Linked DNA regions of Homo sapiens: region 2 is linked to region 1. Evidence: read pairs that join two places in POLR2A ChIA-PET (ENCODE). Cell type or tissue: OCI-LY7. All regions are shown on one strand.

Region 1 (2,500 bases):
CCCCCAAAGTATTGTGACAGCTCAAGGATGACTTCCTCTGAAAACCTCTGTCCAGATCTAAAACCATCCTGTTTGTTTGCTTGTAACTGTCTTTTTCTAAAAGTAACACCTCAGGATGGAGACTGTTGCCTTGTCCACTGCTGCCCCCAATGCCTGGAACAAGGTGCCTGACACAGGATTAGGCACTCGACACATAGCTGGTGAATAAATGTCACGGAATTAGCACACGTGTAGAATCAGTACACACGTTTGGCCACAGTCACTAACCGTAACTGATCAGAAATTAAAATTAACTTGCATGTTCATCAAAACTTCTACATGGCTATCAGCGACTGCCATCTAATTGCCATTCTGCAACTTCAAGAGTACAATTTCAAGAGCGTAATAAAAAAAATCGTATTTAATCACACCATAAAGTTGATCAGCACAAGCAAAAAAAAAACTGCACTATTTGGATTTATACTCACTCTCCTTATGACCCTCCAAAACAAAAATGCTGGGCATCCTAGGGCTATCTCTGACAGCAAATGCCTTCAGCTCTTGACTTAGAAACTGCTAACACACTAGACAAAACACTTCCTTAAACTCTAAGACAATGAATAATACTTTAAACCAGGTTTACATCCCTTAAAACCAATTTGCTCATCAGTAATCGTTAAAGTGGTTGTAACAATAAAGACGTTAATAACAGAATACAGCAAAATAGAAATTCTAATCTACTAACAGCAAATCACCGTTCCAATTGAATGGGGTGTGTGCACAAACACAAGCCTTCCCAGAAGCCTCCAGCTCTCCACACTCCTGCACACAGAAGGCAGCAGTAAACCGATGGCACTGCTGATAAAGTAAATTGTCTTTCTTGACAAAGAACTGGAGGAGAAAAGCAGGATATTATAATCCAACACTATAATCTAAATGCTTCTAGCTTGCAAGAAAGTGAGCGTTATGAACACGCTAAGCTTACTGAAAAGTACTTCACAAAAATGTTTTCCAATGTTTAAAAACATTTTAAAATCTTTACTCAGGTAAACGACAGAACTTAACTCATATACCCCCTAACACCTAAGGCAAGTGGGCTATTGAGTATAGCCATATTTTGAAAGAAACTTCTATTGGGATTATTTCAGTAGATACTTTTAAAATTTACCAGAGCGTAATCTTTGAAATCCAGTAGGAACCATATTGCTAGAAAAGGCTGGAATAGAAGTGTGATGTTCTTTAGGTCACTAATTACACACTGATTTGTGACTAAAGCTACCATGAATTCTACCACTACCTGTAGATCTTGAAATCAGCAAATAGGACACATTCTACACTGCTTAATAAAAAGCACAGTAATCTGTGCTTAAGTACAACTAACTAGGTACAACAGCCACTTTGCTGACAATTACTGTAACTTGGGAATATTTTTCTTTACATCCTGATGTACTCAAACTGTTAACTTTTAGAAACAGCACAGCCTCTGTTTCTTCTGATTAACAGGTTATCTTACATTGTTGATATGGAATATGCATCTACCATAATACAGCTTTGAATAAGGTATTCAAAGTCCTCAAAAACACAGAAAAATTATATTTATACACAATTTGTCATACTGCTAACAAAGCTACTTTTTCCCAAGTTACTGAGGTGTCCAAATAAGGAGTTATTAAAAAATTCAACTTAAATTGCTATTCTCTGGCCAATGCATTTGTACCCTGAAAACTACAAAATTATCTCCAAGACCTGGCTAGAAGTTTACATTTTCTCTGAAAGTTTTTCCTCTGTCTTTTACGCACAGTATTTTTTCTTAATCTGACAAGTGGAGAAAACTCTGCATAGCCATCTACTAACAATCAAAAAGCTACAGGTTTTTTTATTTTTTATTTTTAATGCTCTAAATTCTTCAACACTGTTTCAAGGAAATTACTAGGGGTCACACCCATGAGGCTAAATGGTCAACCCAACTTTCCTAATTTAGCTGTGGAAAGATGCTTCCAAGTTAAGCGAAAGAAAAAGATTGGAATATTCAAAGTTTAAGGTTACAACCTAAACTCTTCAACTTGGGAAGCTTGTAAAGGAAATAATTTCATTTTGCTGAAATTGTTCATAAATTACCAATTTTAAATAGGATTAGAGACCAAAGTACTATAAAAATATAATCATATAGCATATTTGAGTGTCATTAACTAGAAACTGCCTGAATTCATCTTAAATCAGTTAAGGTCAGTTAAGGGATCTTAGTAAGAACTTAAAGTATAACATACTAGTTTTAGTTTCAATATTAACAGATACTGTCATCTGCAAAGTGGTTTTTAAAAACATCCTGATCTGAAAAAAAGTTATAATATAAGGAAAGTGAATTTTTAAAAACTTTAATTAAGCAAGATTAAGCATTGCTATCCGTTTCTCCTATTACTACTACTTAACCAGTACAACCTTAAATATCTGTAAAAATTTGACAGGCCTAACTGCACCAAAAAAAAAAGATTTCAGCAAATTAATTAACTGTTAATAAACT
Region 2 (2,500 bases), 95 kb after region 1:
GAGGGTGAGACAAGAGAATCGTTTGAGCCCGTGAGGGGGAGGTTGCAGTGAGCCGAGATCGTGCCACTGCACTCCAGCCTGGGTGACAGAGCCAGATTCTGTCTCAAAAAATAATAATAATAATTGGGAAAAAAATAAATAATTGGGAGTGGACTTTTGCTTTGCCCCCATTTCCAGGAATTGTGCATGACTCAAAGTTACTGCTTTGAGTAGCCCAACTACAGTTGTTGGGCTGATCTGCTCACTCTTTAAGACCCTGGACAAATTCATCAAGCTTTTGCTTTGCACCCCTGTTCCCTCAGCTATAAAATGGGTTTAATAAGAATTCATTCCGGCCGGGTGTGATGGCTCACAGCTGTTATCCCAGCATTTTGGGAGGCCGAGGCGGGTGGATCAACTGAGGTCGGGAGTTTGAGACCAGCCTAACCAACATGGAAAAACCCCGTCTCTACTAAAAATACAAAATTAGCCGGGCGTGGTGGCACATGCCTGTAATCTTAGCTACTCTGAAGGCTGAGGCAGGAGAATCGTTTGAACCTGGGATGCGGAGGTTGCGGTGAGTGGATATTGCGCCATTGCACTGCAGCCCGGGCAACAAGAGCGAAACTCCGTCTCAAAAACAACAAAAAAAAAGAATTCATTCCATTTGGTTGTTGCAAAGATAACAGGCGATAATGTACATAGAACGTTTAGCTACACCTGGCTAAAGCTAGGTCTTAGATAACAAGAATGAGACTGGGCATAGTATCTCATGCCTATAATCCCAGTGCTTTGGGAGGCCAAGGCAGGAAGATTGTTAGAGACCAGGAGTTCAAGGCCAGCCTGGGCAACATAGTGAGACCCTGTCTCTACAAAAAAATAAAAATAAAAAAAAGATAATGAAAACACACCAAATTTGTAGAAATACCAGAAAATCTTATTTTAGTTATTCCTTTTTGGCTTCTTTTTGTTTTGTTTTGTGTGCAGTGGCACAATCATTGCTTAACTGCAGCTGCGACCTCCTGGGCTCAGCCTCACAAGTAGGTGGGACCACAGGTGCGTGACATGCCTGGCTAATTTTTTTTTTTTTTTCTGAGACAGAGTCTCGCTCTATTGCCCAGTCTGGAGTGCAGTGATGCAATCTTGGCTCACTGCAGCCTCTGCTTCCCAGGTTCAAGTGATTCTCTTGCTTCAGCCTCCTGAATAGCTGGGATCACCGGTGCACACCACCACGCCTGGCTAATTTTTGTATTTTTAGTAGAGACTGGGCTTTGGCATGTTGGCCAGGCTGGTCTTGAACTCCTAACCTCAAGCAATTTGCCTGCCTCAGCCTCCCAAAGTGCTGGGATTATAGGCATGAGCCATTGTGCCCAGCCGAAAAGAGTTACTTTTATAAAAAAACTATTGCAGGCTGGGCAATATAGTGAGACCCCATCTCTATAAAAACTAAAGAAAATTAGCTGAACATGGTGGCATGTACCTGTCGTCCCAGCTACTTCAGCCTGGGTGACAGAGTAAGGTTCTGTCCCCAAAAATATATATACTGTTGTTTGCTTCTTTATATACTTGTATGATAAAGGCCATACCATATAATTTAAGAGCTGCAAAGTTTTCTTTACTGTTCTTTTACAGATTGGCTTGAAGTTGTACAAAATTAAACACAAGAAATACATGTGGCCAGGCACAGTGGCTCATGCCTGTAATCCCAGCACTTTAGGAGGCTGGGGTGGGCAAATTGATTGAGCTCGGGAGTTCGACACCAGCCTGGGCAACATGGTAAAACCCCGTCTCTACTAAAAATACAAAAATTAGTCTGGGTGCGGTGGCTTACGGTTGTAATCCCAGCACTTTGGGAGGCTGAGGTGGGCAGATCACGTGGTTAGGAGTTTGAGACCAGTCTGACTAACATGGTGAAACCCCGTCTCTACTAAAAATACAAAAATTAGCTGGGCATGGTGGCGTGCACCTGTAATCCCAGCTATTTGGGAGACTGAGGCAGGAGAATCGCTTGAACCTGGGAGGTAGAGGTTGCAGTAAGCCGAGATTGTGCCACTGCACTGCAGCCTGGGTGACAGAGCAAGACTCTATCTCAAAAAAAAAAAAAAAAGCAGGAAAAAAACAAACAAAAAACAATGAAAATTAGCAGGGCCTGGTGGTGCACACCTGTAATTCCAGCTACTTGGGAGGCTGAGGCATGAGAATCCCTTGAACCTGGGAGGTGGAGGTTGTAGTGAGTCAAGATGGAGCCACTGCATTCCAGCCTGGATGACAGAGCAAGACTCCGTCTCAAAAAATTAAAAAAAAAAAAAAGAGATCTAACAGAAGTTGAGACTCACAGTATACCTAGCACGCTTCTCAGTGATTAGCTTATTTAATCCCCAGAACAGCTTAGTGAAGGAGGCATTATTTATTATTCCCATTTCACAGATGAGAAAACAGAGGCTTAACAATATGAAGTGACCATGTAAATTCCCATGGCAGTGACAGTGGAGCTGGGATTTGAATGTTAGCAGCCTTGATG

What was found. ChIA-PET counts read pairs that join two places held together with the same protein. Peaks named below come from ENCODE experiments on the same cell type or tissue, not always from the same donor. Only the 100,000 strongest peaks of a DNase experiment are listed, where the experiment ranks them.
Region 2: POLR2A ChIA-PET joins it to region 1 with 6 read pairs; 19 of 35 experiments call an interaction of 5 or more read pairs at or near these places.

What each region holds. Positions count from the first base shown.
Region 1 is chr20:53,586,028-53,588,527 of GRCh38, forward strand. The region is part of intron 1 of ZNF217 (zinc finger protein 217); the gene reads right to left. Among named protein-coding and RNA genes, the nearest start is that of ZNF217, 6.6 kb to the right of the region's middle. In OCI-LY7, no CTCF peak of the experiment used is centred here; no DNase peak of the experiment used is centred here; H3K4me3 peaks cover 2,337 bases; H3K27ac peaks cover 2,460 bases.
Region 2 is chr20:53,681,284-53,683,783 of GRCh38, forward strand. No RefSeq gene overlaps it. Among named protein-coding and RNA genes, the nearest start is that of ZNF217, 89 kb to the left of the region's middle. In OCI-LY7, no CTCF peak of the experiment used is centred here; a DNase peak (open chromatin) is centred at 1,018; H3K27ac peaks cover 1,221 bases.